Linked DNA regions of Homo sapiens: region 1 is linked to region 2. A link is an interaction called in ENCODE POLR2A ChIA-PET data of the cell type or tissue named here. Cell type or tissue: PC-9. All regions are shown on one strand. Each heading gives the region's core, and the rest is flanking DNA. Links, peaks and the distances in the headings are about the cores only.

Evidence for each region. Peaks named below come from ENCODE experiments on the same cell type or tissue, not always from the same donor. Only the 100,000 strongest peaks of a DNase experiment are listed, where the experiment ranks them.
Region 1: POLR2A ChIA-PET joins it to region 2 with 5 read pairs; 2 of 35 experiments call an interaction of 5 or more read pairs at or near these places.

The regions. Positions count from the first base shown.
Region 1 is chr2:96,603,074-96,613,780 of GRCh38, forward strand. It overlaps KANSL3 (KAT8 regulatory NSL complex subunit 3), which reads right to left. Exons shown (of 21, transcript NM_001115016.3): 6 at 10,415-10,546; 7 at 9,745-9,861; 8 at 9,389-9,490; 9 at 9,209-9,280; 10 at 7,991-8,065; 11 at 7,653-7,810; 12 at 6,426-6,489; 13 at 5,791-5,991; 14 at 5,435-5,591; 15 at 2,247-2,438; 16 at 1,706-1,790; 17 at 1,177-1,307. Among named protein-coding and RNA genes, the nearest start is that of KANSL3, 30 kb to the right of the region's middle. RefSeq lists an enhancer at 4,917-6,116. In PC-9, for the core only: no CTCF peak of the experiment used is centred there; a DNase peak (open chromatin) is centred at 5,648; H3K27ac peaks cover 1,802 bases.
Region 2 is chr2:96,249,024-96,254,023 of GRCh38, forward strand. It overlaps TMEM127 (transmembrane protein 127), which reads right to left. Exons shown (of 4, transcript NM_017849.4): 4 at 1-5,000. The coding sequence ends at 4,785. Among named protein-coding and RNA genes, the nearest start is that of TMEM127, 14 kb to the right of the region's middle. In PC-9, for the core only: no CTCF peak of the experiment used is centred there; a DNase peak (open chromatin) is centred at 2,868.

The DNA of each region.
Region 1 (10,707 bases), core at 3,431-8,430, 360 kb after region 2:
GGACTTGCTCTGCACCTGCTGCAAACCATCAGTCATACATTTTAGACCATTTTGAGAAATCCAAGTTTGTTCCTTTCTTTCCAGGGAAGAACTTTTTAAGCCAAAAGAATTATAAATATCCAACTTTCACTTCGCCTCACACAATCAAAGCAGTAAGGAAGTAGCCTCAAAGCAATAAGAAAGGTTCTCTTAAAGGAAAAGGGTTTATTTTATTTTATTTTTTTTTGAGACGGAGTTTCGCTCTCGTTGCCCAGGCTGGAGCGCAATGGCACAATCTCAGCTCACTGCAACCTCCACCTCCTGGGTTCAAGCGATTCTCCTGCCTCAGCCTACCAAGCAGCTGGGATTACAGGTGCCCACCACCACACCCGGCTAATTTTTTGTATTTTTAGTAGAAACGGGGTTTCACCATATTGGCCAGGCTGGTCTCAAACTCCTGACCTCAGGTGATCCACCCACCTCGGCCTCCCAAAGTGTTGGGATTACAGGTGTGAGTCACCATGCCTGGCCAGGAGAGGGTTTCTGCAATGCCTTGGCCCTGCTGGGCTCAGGCAACAGGCCTTTCAAAGTAGGGTTAGTGGGTAGGACAAAGAGAGAGACAAGCACAGACAGAAAAATGTCTCATTTTGCTAATGCCCAGTGTAGCACCATTTCCAGTTTTATTCAGGCAGATGTGCTTAAAACAGCAAAGTAAAACCACAGTCAGCTCTCAATTATCTGTGAGCTTCACAGCAGATTTGCAGATTCAAACAACCACGGATAGAAACCTGTGGATATAGAATTCCAACGGTATGACATAATTTCATATAAGGGACTTGAGCATCCATGGATTTTGGTAGTGGTGAGGGTCCTAGAACCAATCTCCTGTGGATAAGAAAGGCTGACTATACATATATGTCCTATCGGCTATTTCTCCTTACAGTAGAGGATACAGCACCTGTAGACTGGAACATTTACTCACTTGCAGACCAGGACATTTACTCACTGCATTTATTCAAGGCCAAGGAATCCCTCTGCCCAAGCTAATTCCAGCTTCACGTCAAGCCTCTATGATCACTCTAAGACCCAGAGGCCCATCCTATGGATTTAGCTCCAGGGATGCTTTCCCAGGACCACCCAGAAGCAGCAGACCAAAAATTCTGTGTTGGAAGGGGAGAATGCTGGGCCACAAGATACCTGGGAGGGAGCTGCCAGGAGATGTGGCCACCAGGCGGCTCTGCAGTGTGTGCAAGGCACTGGGTGCAGTGCTGCTGGAGACCACTGAAGGGACTGGGCTGGCTGAGACTCCACCTTCAGAAGAACTGGACCTGGAGACAAAGGAAGGAGCTCTGTTATCCAAAGGTCACAGGACAGCAAGCCCTAGCAACACTGGCAGGGTACAGAGTGGGGCCCAGCAAGGCTTTCAGCAGCAGACATACACCAAAAACCTTCAGCTTCTTTGTCCCACTTTCTGTACCTGGCCTCTAGTCTTCTAAAAGTCCTTACTTACAGGACTTATAGCAAAAGCCAGGGGACGATTTGGAGTCTTAAGTAAAAGTGAACTCTGGGTTGACTCAAAAGCAAGACAAAGATCCCAATCAGAAGTAAGTCACATTTCCAAAACTGACAAGAATCCAGAATCCATCATTTTCCAAAGCACTAAATAAACCAGAAACAGAGGGAAGGGAAAAAAGGAATAGACACAGATGGTCCAATAAACACTCACTTGGCTGTGGTGAGAAGTCCTGTGAGCTCCTTGGCCCCTGCTGAAGCCTGCCCCAGTGTCATGGTGATGGGCTTCCCACCTGCAGCTTCAAAACAGAAAACCCCAAGGCCCCTGGTCAGTCCTATTTGGCCTCTATGTTTCCAGGTTCCACAGCTTAGGCTAAATGCAAGATATTACGGACGAAAACTGGAAAATGAAAAAAGATGAACTATGCTAGAGTAGGGAGAGTTGGGGTTATTTTTTCCTTCTATTTTCTAAACTTCCTGAAATATTCTGTACCTTTAATTGAAGCCAACAAAAAAAGAACAAAATATAGGATGCTTTGAACGATGGCACAGCTTCCTCTCATATTCTGCCTGCCTGGTCCTCATTCAGATGGACTCATGCCAACTTTACCCACATGTACAGACTCATGTCTTCTTTGCTCCGGGCATCTCTCAAAATAAAGCAAAGGCTGACATGCTGGTGAATGGCCACCAAAGGGCAATGCTGTGTACCTGAGAGAGCTCAGTTCTCATTTAACGTACCAAGAGAAACTCACCTTCTGGAGCACTTCCTTGGGAAGGAGCACAAGGCCCTCCAGCTGTGTCCCCTTGGGAGATAAGGGACACCTTGATCTTCGGTCGTTTGGAGGTCTTACTGCCAGGAAGGGGACTCGAGGGATGGTGTCGCTTCAGCTGAACCCTAAGATCCTCTTTCTCTCCTTCCTCTGGTGGTTCTGATGAAATGGGAACTAAGACATGGAGCTGAGTTGAGATCCTCCACAATCCAAAAAATCCCAACAGACACTCAGTCAATACCAGCACCAACACAGCCATGTGTAGAATGTAGAACACACAGGATAACCACTCTACGTACAGGGCCACCCCTCAAAGGAGACTGCCCATGCTTCAGGACCACTTCACTCAGGCCCTGTCCGTGGGGGACCCCACTTTGCCCTTCTTAGAGGATGGCACCCTTCTCATCCCTCATCCTGCACTGGAATCGGAAGAGAAGGGGCCCTGAGTTGGTAGGAATTAAAAGACAGAAGACATCCTGACCCTGCCTAGCCAAGGCCAATGGCAACAACAACAAAAATAGAGGATTCAACAGAATGAGTAAACAGTCCTTCTCAGACTCAAAAAATGTGATCATCTTCCTGTCTGAAGCCCTCCCCACATCATCACACAGTTGGAGACATCAAACATTCTATGAGAACTCATGGAGGAGCAGGTCATCCAGTCCTCTCTAAAAAGTAGAGTTTTCCAAAGGCTCTCAAGAGTCCCACCCTGCCCTAAGAGCCCACAGTTGAGGATCCACTTGCCAAATGGAGGCAATGAAGAGGAGTGTCACCAGGACTAAAAGCTGGCTATGAGTAGCTACTAGGAGAGAGAGTACCTCAACCAGGCAACCTCACGGCTCCCACCCAAAAGTAACAGGGCAACACTGGCCCATGTCACAACCTAGTCCCCAGGTCATGTGTACTAGTACAGACAAAGGCCATCTGTTCACACATGGGCTTCCACTTCCACTGAATCAAACAGGCTCATCATGTATACAGCCAAGCTTTTTGGACTCTTAGGTTATCTTTCAAGCTTCCTCAAAGATTCCCTCCTCTTTAAACCCAGAAGTCCACCCTAGTCCTCTTGTAGCACAGGGAAGCAAAGACTGGTGTGGGGAGGAAGGTAGCAGTCACATGAGGAGGGAGGAGGGGTCCTGGCATGAGGCAACAGTCAGGACATAACCAGCTAGAAGGATTGCTTAGGGGACAAATGCACTGGCTAAAATCAGAGTAGGAAGGAGGGTGTAGGGGAAAGGAGTTTCAGGTTCTATGCTGATATGTGGCTGGTAGGCTTGTAGCCACCAGATAAACACAGGACAGGAGGCAGGGAGAAAAACACACAAGGAAACTGAGACTCAGGCAATGCCACAGACATACAAAAAAGCAGCAGAGCCAAGACCGTAGTGAAAGAAAGAACCACACTAAGAGACAAAAAAGAAAACACCATGAGAAGCAAACAAAAGAATGGAAAAAGGGCAAAGACTACAGAGTAAGCAAAAGGGGTCAGCAAAACAAAAGAATACAAAGAAAGAGAGAGAAAAGAACAGGAGGAAACCAAACTGAGGCAGATGAGAGGCAGAGATGGAAAATAAATAAGGGGTTGAGGAGCAGAATGTAGTGGACGAGCAGGCAAGAAAGAGTAATACTCACCAAAGAGACAGGAGGAGGTGCCAGGAGGAAGAGCTTTCCTCACCAGCATATTTTGTTTCAGAAAAGCAGCAAACTGTGCTGGAATGAATCAGAAAGAATTACAGAATCACAGCCAGCCAGAGAAGGGAGAAAAAGAGAGGGAATAAGAAAAAAGGTTGTAGAAAATGGCCAATAGGGGCTCCTTCTGAAATTACTGCATGGCAACCTGACTCTGCCACGGAGTCAGTCTGTAGAAGCATCTAAAACTGAATAGTACTATCTGCCTCATGGGGCCATGCCAAAACTCAACAAACTACAGCAATGCGAGTGCCATGAAGAAGGCATGGCACACAGCAAGGACTCCATATATGTTCGCTATTAGTATTCCCCGTTTGCCCATCAGCTCTGCTAAGCCAGGGTTCTAAAGCTGCTACTCTCCCCCATGACACCCTAGATCCCCATTTCAAACCCAGCTCGCCAATCAGCCTTCCAAACTCCTTAGATTCTCAACTAATCACCCTCTGCAGAAGCACAGCAGACCACCAGCTCTGTCTTCTTCAGAAGTGTAAAGACACACTGTCCACACGGGACTTGGCTCTGGCCACCACTCATGAAGATCCATGGCAGAGCATCCGCGCAGACCCTTGGGGCCTGGCCTCATTTCTCAACTCCTCCCATCCACTCACACTTCTACTCCTTGTTAGTACTACTCTTATAAGCAAACTCACAAGAGGTCTGGGTTTCGGTTCTGATCATTTGGCTCCACTAAAAGAAACACAGGGAAAGTAAACAGATGAGCCTCCTATCCCCTCCACGTCTGTCTGCCAGACAGCCAGCTCTGGCTGCTGCCTCTTCCCAGGCACCCCTATTCCTGAAAAGCTCAGGTGACATGCTCCTGGACACATCGTTAAACACCAATGCCCAAGAGGCCTTACCTCAAGGCCACCCAACTGGATCAATGTGGGGGAAGGGGGACAGAACCACTGTTTCTTCTTTCCCTACCCAATGAACTCTCCCTTTTCTATAGCTCCTTTCATAGCACTCGCAGCTCACCAAACTCTTACTTTCGACTATAGGAATACTTCCCAGCTTCATCTGAAACCTGTATGCAGAGAACCCTGATAAACTTCACTGAAAGTCTCAGTGTGAGAATCTTAACGCTTCAAGGGTCAAACAAAGAAAGGGCATGATGCCAGGTGAGTTACCCTAGAATCTGATTAATAAAATCAATCACCCAATACATATGATTGGAGAGCCCCGACTGGAGGAGTGGCTGGCAAGGTAGAAAAAAGTTTAGGCCAATATACATGTTCATAAAGCCTAGCCTCCCCAGAACAGCAAGACAAAGCTATAACTAGTGATCACAAAGCCCCACTAACTCAGAGGCCTTGGCATTCATTTCAATAATTAATTTTGAATTTTGCCTGCACAGAAATGTGAGAAAGGGCGCCTCTCACATCCCCCTGAAAAAAGCCATAGATATCAATACTGTGCAACTGCCATGTGACATGAACTACAGAAGACAGACCCAAGAGGAGCCACTGGCCAAGTGCCTATACCTTGAGCTTGTTTGTGGGTCAGCACAGCTTCTGTCCGCTGCACATGTCTCTTCAGCAGCTGAGAACTTCCAATCTGACTGGACTTCTGGGCAGAGGTCACTGTGGTCACTTTGGTCTTGGGACTGGAGGTGGGGCTGCTGGACACACTGGAGAGATCCTGAGTAAGGTGAGAAGGTCAAGAGATGAGACAATGTTACTAGGATCTGACCATGAGTCAGCATGTCCCTCTGGAATTCCCCTTGTAGGAACTCACAGGCCCATGGCACTAATAAGACAGAGGCATCCCCAGGAAATTAAGGAACCAACTCTGTGGTGCTGATTCCCCAGCAAAAGCGCTCCCTCCCTGCTCACACTACCTCTGAGCCTGAGGGTGAGGCGGGCAGCTTGGCAGCTGGGGAGGCAGGTCGACTGCCCCGCTCAGGGACTTCAAAGGCCAAGTCTCTGCGGGCCACATCGCGGGGCTTCTTCTTCTTCTCAGCATCCTGATCCCGAGGTTCAGAGCCCATGTGACCCTCAGCACGAGTGAGCACTCCAGTCAGAAAGTCCACAATCTCATCCTAGTGTAGAGAGGAGCCAACCAAGGCCTTTTAGTCCTCATCTGGAGAATGGGAACCTCTCATATACTTTCCAACTAAAACAGATTCTCCCTCAGCTCTGGCATCCGCATGTGCCAGTCCTTCCCCACTCAAACAAGGTCTGGCGCAAATCCCAGGCTTCTGAGCAACTGTGGTTCAAGAAGACCAGCAAGTGCCTCTGTCAGGGGGAGCTCTGGGGTGGTCACATTCCACCACTTTTCCAACACTCTCCCCCGTGATGCTTTGCTTACATTAATTCACCACTCTCATTTTTCTTTTCTTTGCTTATGACTGAGACCTACCAGAGGCCCCAGTGGAGGCCTTAGAGCCAAAGAGACCACTACCAATAAGACCAAACCTAAAAGGCTACAGAAAGGCAAGCCTAGCTGAGAAAAGCACACAAAACAACTGTTTACCTGAATACATCTGTCCACCATGCTCTGAGTCAACCCTTCTGATTTCTTCTTTGCTTTGCTTATTCTAAGAAACAAAAAGGATGACATGTTTACTTCTTACACATTGCACGGCATCCTATGAAAATAAGAACGTATTTCTTTTCTGGGTTGTTTATTTTCTAGCCCCAGAAGGAGGGCCATGTTAGCCTTAGGCAGGTAATGCAACCTCTCCGAACCTGTTTCCGTGTCTGCAAAATGGGGAATCATAACATCCCATTCATGGAGTTGTGGGGATTAAACAAAATAACATATGTAAAGAAACCAAGCACAGTGCCCAGGACAGTCCGCTCCAGAATTCCTATACCTATAGCTTAATAGATCAACTCTATCCAGAACTCAGGAGGCGGAGGTTGCAGTGAGCTGAGATTGCACCACTGCAGTCCAGCATAGGCGACAGAGCCAGGCGCCACCTCAAAAAAAAAAAAAAAAAAAAAAAAAAAAAAGCTCAAGGTCGTGAAAGACAAAGATGGAGGAACTCTATCAAATTAAAGGAGACTGAGGAGACATGGCAACTAAATCCAAGTGTGATCCTGGGCTGGATGCTGGACCAGAAAAATGACATTAGGGAAACAACTGATGAAACATGAGTCTGTAAATTACAGTATCATGTAGATGTTAATTTCTTGATTTTGAGAATTACACTTTGGCTATGTAAGATGTTTAACATTTAGAAAATCAGGTGAAGGGTATATAGGAATTGTTTTGTACTAGTGTTATAACTTTTTATAAATCTGAAATTTCAAATATTAAAAAAGGTTTTTTTAATGCTGTCTTTTTTTAATTTTTTTTTTTTTTTGAGACAGAGTCTTGCTCTGTCACCCAGGCTGGAGTGCAGTGGCGGGATCTCGGCTCACTGCAAGCTCCGCCTTCTGGGTTCACACCATTCTCCTGCCTCAGCCTCCCGAGTAGCTGGGACTACAGGCGCCCGACACCAGGCCTGGCTAATTTTTTGTATTTTTAGTAGAGACGGGGTTTCACCGTGTTAGCCAGGATGGTCTCAATCTCCTGACCTCGTGATCCGCCTGCCTCAGCCTCCCAAAGTCCTGGGATTACAGGCGTGAGCCACCGCGCCCGGCTAATGCTGTCTTTTAACTGAACCAGACTGGTCTGTAGTTACATTGCCAGCTTCCAGGCTTATCTCTAACACTGTAACACAGCTCTCTTGCAGCTCTGGGAGAATCCACCCACCTGAGATTGTCATCAGCTCCCCCAACCACCACCAAGCTGTTCTCAGCTCGAATCTTCTCCCGGAAGTCCTCCATGGCTTCAGGGTGACATTGAAGGGAATTCTGACCAATGACAAAGAGGACTGGAGTCTTCATATCCAAGAGGGGATCATCTACATCCTAAAACAGGTATAGGTTTTAGAATCGGCTTCTTCATATTCACAAAGCACTGACCCAGAAACTCCACTAAGGAGGATCAGCCATGCAACTGCAGTCAGCCTCAGCATCAGCTTGGACAAGGCATGCACACTCGCGCTCCCACTGCCAATGACCCAGCACTCAGCTTTACCACATTCTTACCCCTCTGGGGCCATCCACAGTAAGCAGAGGAAACCCAAGGCAGACAACTGCAGTGACATACTCCATTACTGACACCTGTAAATAACAGAACAGTTTGTCTAAACGTCAACTGAGTTCATGGCACCTCAGCCTACCCAGAATCCAGGAGTGGTCCAGACCCACCAGACAGTCTCACCTCTTCCTCTCCTGTCCTAATATCCGGGTGCATCTTCTGCCACAATGGCAGCAGTAAGAGCACAAGACACAAGGTATGTCATTCCATAAGCAGCCACTACCTAGAGAACTGGGGCCCTAAGAGGACCCCAGCAGGTGGCTGAACCATAGGATAGAAGGTTCAGTATTCCTACCCTGTCAACCCCCTCAACTAGAGCCCTCCTGCTCCATTTTTCTCCACAAATAGTAAATATAGTCAAGAGAACACAATGTTGCCATTAACCCTTAAGTGAAAAAAAATTCTCTCTATTGAACTTAATGGATAGCTACCAGACAGCCTAGATTTCTTGGAGCAAACTGCTAAGGCCTAACACCCTGGGAGCAGGGACTATGGGGACCTTCTTCCTCTCATAGCTATCACACTTGATTGGACTGCATGAAGCAAAATTAAGGGTTTGGACATGAGGGACACTTACACAAACTGACAGACATACAAATATATGTAAAATACGAAAAGATTCCTTGATGTCTTGGAAAAAGACTGAAATGAACACAGCATCAAATTCCAGAGCTATTAATATTTGCCAGCTACAATTACTGTTGTTTTTTAGGTGGGAGAACAGTATGGTACTTATGTTTAGAGAAAAAAAGGGATCTTTTTTTTTTTTCCACAGATATATACCCATATGTGTGTGTGTGTGTGTGTGTGTGTGTGTGTGTGTATGTGAAAATGCTATTATATTTGGGATTTTCTTCAAAACAATCTAGGGGAGAAAGAAAATGAGCAGGGTGAGATGAAACAAGCCCAGCCAAGAGTTGATCACTGGTAAAGCTGGGTGAGGATCCGGGGGTTTATTATACTACACCTGCTTTTGTTTCTGCTTAAAGTTTTCCAAAATAAATTAAAAATTGTTTTAATAAAATTTGTCTTCTACAGTTTAAAATGTAATTATATAGGTAAAGTATCTAGCGCAGAGCCTGACACACAGTAAAGGACTCAATGGTAGCTATGATTAGTGGTATTCCATCCCAGGACAACCTCCAAATAAGATAGAAATTACTTACATGACAGGCCACCAAAGCTCCTGTGTTCCAGCCAATCAAGATAATGGGTTTGTGTGGGAAATGGCTGTGAATCTTCATGGGAAGAGAAAGAAGACAGTAAGACAGGAGGCCAAAGATAGGTGCAGAACAACCCCAGAATGCTGGGTATGCCACAATGTACTGAAATACGGGCATTCTCACCTCCAGCACTTTGCTTCTCACTGCCCCAATCATATGCTCGAGACACTGTAGAACTCCTACCCCACTGCCATTGTTCAGCAGATGGGTGGCTACAGGGATGACCTGAAGGAAAGAAGTAGCCCCCACACCAGCAGAGGTAAGTTTCAAATCTTTCAATTCTGTTTAACCTAACCTAAACCCAAAACCTTGGAATTCCACATGAAAGAAGGATTAGAGGAGGCTCCACATGAAAGAAGGGTTAGAGGAGGCTCCACATTCAAGTTACCCATTTTGACCTCCTCCCACATATTCTTCTCCTCAATCCTCCAAGACTATATTCCCTGCCAGGAAGGAGTTCCTCTTGCCCCCACACATACCTTGCCCAAGCAGGACAGCTGAGATTGCCAGAAGCGGTGGCGGCGTGAAGTGGGAAACACAGAGCTGGAGGGACCAGAGGAGGCGATGAGAATCAGCGGAGAGCCAGGGAGTTTGCTCTAAAGAGGAAGAATCCCACCCAAAAACCAGTGAGTGAGAAGTGTCCTTTCATGAAATTCCAAGTATCCCAATACCTTTCTCATCCCAACCAATGCTCCTTTGCTTGTGAAATTATGTTAAGCACTATGTAAAATAAATTATTAATAATAGTTAAAGAAGCTGGCCAGTCATGCTGGCTCACACCTGCAATCCCAGCACTTTGGGAGGCCAAGGCAAGTGGATCACCTGAGATTAGGAGTTTGAGACCAGCCTGGCCAACATGGTGAAATCCTGTCACTACTGAAAATTAGCTGGGCATGGTGGTGCATGCCTGTAATCTCAGCTCCTCAGGAGTCTGAGGCAGGAGAATTGCCTGAACCCAGGAGGTGGAGGTTGCAGTAAGCTGAGATCGTGCCACTGCACTCTAGCCTGGGTAACAGAGCAAGATTCTGTCTCAAAAAATAATAATAATAATAAATAGTTAAAGAAGCCATTTATCCTCCTGCCAAGGTTCTAAGGCTTGAGTCTAAAATTTTTATGTACCATTGTTAAGTCCTGAGCCATCCAACTTACTGGTTTGTTATGAGAAAGCACACCCACAGCAGGGTCCCAGGGCCTCTTCAGTAGGAGAGACAAGGCCTCAGCTCCTGCAGCCCCAGTCTTTGTGTTGGATGACACAAGCATCCGGTCAATCAAGGTTGGGATCTACAAAGAAGAAAGAGCAAAGATGACTCCAGTGTAAAGCAGGAGACCTTCCACCACCAGCAATCAAGCAGAAGAACAGAGCCCCACTATAAGCCATAGACAGACTTCAACTAAGCCTCTGAAAACCTCCTAAGGATCAAGAATATATATAAATAAGCGGG
Region 2 (5,000 bases), core at 1-5,000:
CTCCCCCAGCAAAAAAGCCAAGAATTTTCCCCAAAGCTTATGGTGAGGAACCTGTGTGTGTGTGTGTGGTGTGTGTGTGTGTGTGTGTGTGTGTTTGAGATGGAGTCTCACTCTGTCAGGCTGGAGTCCAGTGGCATGATCTCGGCTCACTGCAACCTCTGCCTCCCGGGTTCAAGTGATTCTCCTGCCTCAGCCTCCCGAGTAGCTGGGACTACAGGCACCTGCCACCATGCCTGGTTAATTTTTGTATTTTTAGTAGAGACGGGGTTTCACCATGTTGGCCAGAATGGTCTCGATCTCCTGACCTTGTGATCCACCCACCTCGGCCTCCCAAAGTGCTGGGATAATAGGCGTGAGCCACCGCACCCGGCCAGAACTGATCTTAATTCTCAAACCAGTAACCCTAATGAAGCGTCTTCGTTTCAGGTGGGCTCATTCAAAACGACATTTTCAGGCTTGGTGCAGTGGCTCAAGCCTGTAATCCCAACCCTTTGGGAAGGGAGGCAGAAGGATTGCCTGAAGCCAGTAGTTTGAGACCAGCCTGGGCAACATGGTGAGACTGTCTCTACCCACCCCCACAAAAAAAACATTTTCTCTTCTCCACAAACCTCCTGCCTCCCATTAAAATGTCACTCCCCCCAAAAAATGCAGAGGAAGAGGTAAGATTGCAGGCTATTTGAAAACAGGGGCATGAAGTTTGTCAGTTCCCTTCTGTCTCCCCATAGCATCTGTGTTCCATTAGTGTAGTGGCTGAGAGCGTGGATATTTCAGGCAAGATGCCAGCTGAAGATTCTCTAGTCATCTTGGGAAAGCCGCCCTGCCCCAGATGCACCACCTCTTCCTGTGTCCCAGGGTCCTCTCCTTGCGGCCCTTCACATCCCATGGCTTCTCGTGTGCGGGCCCCTCTTCGCCTGTGCAGTTGATGCCACCTTCCAGCTGCCACGTGACAGGTGGGCAGAGACTGGGGCTCCCGCATTCCCAACTCCAGCACCTGGCTGAGACACTGGGCCCTGGGATTGACTGTGACCGCCCTCTTCCCCTTTGGCAGGTCCTGTCTCCCACTTTCAACACCCTCACTTAAGGCCAGGCAGAACCCTTCCTACTGTCACCAGTCATTAAAATAAGGTTGCATCCCTCCCTTCCCTTCTGAAAATCCTTCCTGGGCTCCTTCTGCTGTTAGTGCCTTAAATGAGCACCCCTCACCTTTCTAACCTCGGCTCTTACCACCTCCTGGCCACCAGTGTGCTTTTGCTCTTGCCATTCTCTCAGCAGGAGTGTCCCTATCCCAGTTCACTCCCACATCAAGTGTGGCTCAAGCTGCGTCCTCCAGGAAGCCTTTCATTATCACTCAGGTCAGAACTGGCTCCCTTCTGGGCACAGGACTTTTCCGAGCCGGCCGCCCACTTCACTCTGCCTTTCTGTGGACAAGTCCATCTCCTGAACTAAGGACATAAAATCCTTGCAGACAGGGTCCTGTCCGTCACTGTATATTTCATGGTGCCTAATGGTGCTTTGTCTGAATGGACATGAAATGAGAACACACTCCCAGCTTCCAAGAAAGATGTGTATTCTCCCTAACAACAACAAAAGAGACCTAAATGGGCTGCTCCCTGAAGAGAGCCCTCAGCTCTTTTACCGTGATGCACACTCGGGGCTGGGTGTAGGCTGTGTGATCAAATGTATGAAGGAAGAAGGAACGGAGAGAACGTGGGCAATCAAGGCCTGGCACTGCCCTACAGGAGGCTTACAGGTCACACTCCCAGAACTGTCTCTATCCCCATGCCTCTCCTAGTAAGATTCATTACCTATGGTTTCAAAGAAAGTGCAGTTTCTAGGGAGTGAAGGAACACGTGAAATACAGAAAATAAAGACAGAAAAACACACAAATTATTAAATAAAATTTAAACAATAGAGGGAAAAAAAGTGTAGTTTGTTCTGCAAGCCACAGCCCAAAGAAGTCTATTTCCTCCCACAGGATGGCTAGAGTTTAGGAGCCACGTTCTCCTCTATAGCTCACCAGAGGATGCAGCCTGAAGAGCTCAGGGTTTGAAGGTTGGGCCTTGGGCGGGAGTCAGCTACTATTTCTAGCTGTTCTAGAAAGACCTAGAAACTTCCTGTGTGAAAACAGGATTAGGAAGCTCTGGGGGTGAAAATGCCATGCACGGAGCTGGCCCATGCCAAGTCCCTTCTAACTATTTTAAATTACATCTTTGGCCAGGCACGGTGGTTCATGCCTATAATCCCAGCACTTTGGGAGGCCAAGGTGGGTGGATAACCTGAGGTTAGGAGTTCCAGACCAGCCTGGCCAACATGGTGAAACCCTGTCTCTACTAAAAATACAAAAAAATTATCTGGGCATAGTGGCGCATGCCTGTAATCCCAGCTACTCAGGAGGCTGAGGCAGGATAATCGCTTGAACCCAGGAGGCAGAGGTTGCAGTGAGCTGAGATCATGCCACGTTACACTCCAGCCCGGGTGACAGAGCGAGACTCTTGTCTCAAAAACAAGAAAAAGAAAAAAAAATACAGCCTCATCAACATCTCCTGCTTCTCTGAGACAAAGGGAACAAACCAAATCAGGAAAATCGTGACAGAAAAATGACAGGCAGCCATTGTCATTTCCATTCTTATTCGTGGTTTCTGGTTTTTTTGGTTTTGTTTTCCCTTTTAATTTTTTTCTAGAAAAAAAAACACAACCCGGGGAATTTATATGACAAACTATCAGTGTCAGGATGGCAGAGGGAAAGAGAAAGAAGAGGAAGGCCAAAGACATGGGGAGTGAATAAAAAGTGGGTTCCGGATCGTGCGGAACAGTCCACAGGGTCATTTACAGGTCCTCAGGAGATGACCAGTCCCTTTGGCATGCAGGTCCAGTGCCTGGTCTTCTGGTCTGCCTGCTCAGACACCCAAGGGCAGAGAGAGCTGGCCACAAGTAAACCTGCCAATGACAAACTCAGGACTTAACAGAAAGACTTAGTTCAGTTCCTTGGCTTTGTGCTCAGGCATCACATAGCAGGCAGCCTGCAGCCTTTCTTGCCTGAGAGAAGAGTCCAGAAGAGCAGGAGAGTCACCTTTGAACACACTCTGGCATCACAGCAGTGAACTGCAAGCAGCCACTGGCTCGTGTGCAGATGTGGCCCTCACCACCCATGCAGGCATCTGTCCGGACATCCCCAGTCAATCTGGCCAAAGGATGGGACATGACAGTCCCTTTCTAGCCACAGCTTCATAGTGTTGTCCATTCTCCAGTCTTGCTCAAACTATCTATCACCTTAAAGGTTGGAAGAGATTGGAATCCATTTCCTTTTCAGCTCAGCAGGGGACACTGATTCCCAAGAAGCAAGTAACTTAACAAGGACAGGTTGGCCATCTGGATCTACACTGAAGGTCTTTCAAGTTTCATCCACTTTATGCCCAGATCTCAGGGCAGAAAATTCAGCCAGACCCAGAGCAAACAAGGTGACCAGAGTGATGGCTGAGCAAGAAAGTCCCAGCAGCACACTGCAAGACCAGAGTACATTCAAGAGGGGAGAGGGCACGTGGCAAGCTGGAGTCCCGAGTCAGAGTCTAGGGCAGCACTGGGTCTGAAGGACACAGCCCGGCCTGCTGGGCTGACAGTGTGGGTCTGATGCCTCACATGATGTGGCCCCACTGGTTGTATTCCTATGTGGAGGGTGGTGGGTTCCTGCCCTGTTGTGGCCCCTGTTCCTAAACTGAGGCCAGGTTCCATCTCAGTGCTGCAGTCCTGAGGAGCACCACGCTGGCCCGCCAGCCAGGCCACAGTCCTCAGCCCCTCTGGGTTCCACGAGAAGGCCCCAGGGAGTCACCGTCACTGAGAGGGAAGGGGCCAGGGAAGGGAGGCTGCATTCTACTGGGAGAGACTCGGGGAGGGACTACCATGGGCTTGGAAGGAGCTACAGCCCCAAATATTGCAGAGCCAAAAGGAATGGGATACATGTCTAAAAAGTGACAACAGTCTTGTCCCTATTTTAAAAACAGAATATTGTTGCTGTTGCCTGGTTTCATTTTTTTCCTTTTAAAACCACTCATATTTAAAAGGTGAAGGGCTGGGAGATGTAGTCCCCTTCACTCTGGTCCTTGATAGGCACCAGGGGGCCTCAGTCTCACGCTGGCTCCTGCTCTCCTTGCCTGGGCTCCAGCCACATGAAGCAAGGGCAGAGAGGGTTGCAACTGCTCTGCCTTCCCAACAGCGATTCCCTCTCCCCATAAAACCAGGGCACACGTGAGGAGAAGTCCAAAGAGTAAAGTGCACAGAACTCCCCGGAGCAGGTGGCCTGGGGGCGGGTCACTCCGAGAAGGAAGGGGTCTGGGGGGCGTCAGCCCAGAGCTACAGCTGTGGAGCAAACACTGATCCCTGTGAAGTGAGCCTCCAGGGCACAGTCCCCTTTCCCTTGGGCCCTTTGACACTTGTTTTTGGGACTGTCCGCTCTCAGCAGCTCTCCAAGGAAAGTCTCGGTCCCAAAGATATCGCCCATGCTGGAGGAAACTTGGATGACCTTCCCTGGCTGGTAATGACTCGTGAATGTGAAGGGGGCAGGATGTGGCAGGAGGGAAAGAGTACATTATAGAAAACCAGTGGACCTCCGGTTCTGAGAGCAGGGATACTTGGATGACCCTAAAGGCAGAGTCTCTCCTGGGGAAGGTTTGGAGAAGATGGTCAGGATCCTACCAGTGAGGCCTGCTGGGGAAAGGAGCTCCTCTGGGTGCGAGAGGAGCTGCAGAGTTGAGGGAGGGGCTGCCGAGGAAGAGAGCCCAGGGCTGGCATTAGGGTGTGTAAGCAGGGGGTGGCTGGAACTGGTTGATGACCTCATATTCCGCCGGGTAGGGCTCGTTCTCTTCCATCTCTGAGAGCAGCTCCAGCGCCTGCTCCTCTTCCTCTGTGGGGTAGTGGCGCAGGAGGTTGGCTGCCGTGGCCAGGATTGAGGCTCCACCAGCTCCTGCCACCAGGTAGAAGCTAACGGCGAAGGTGACATAGACCTG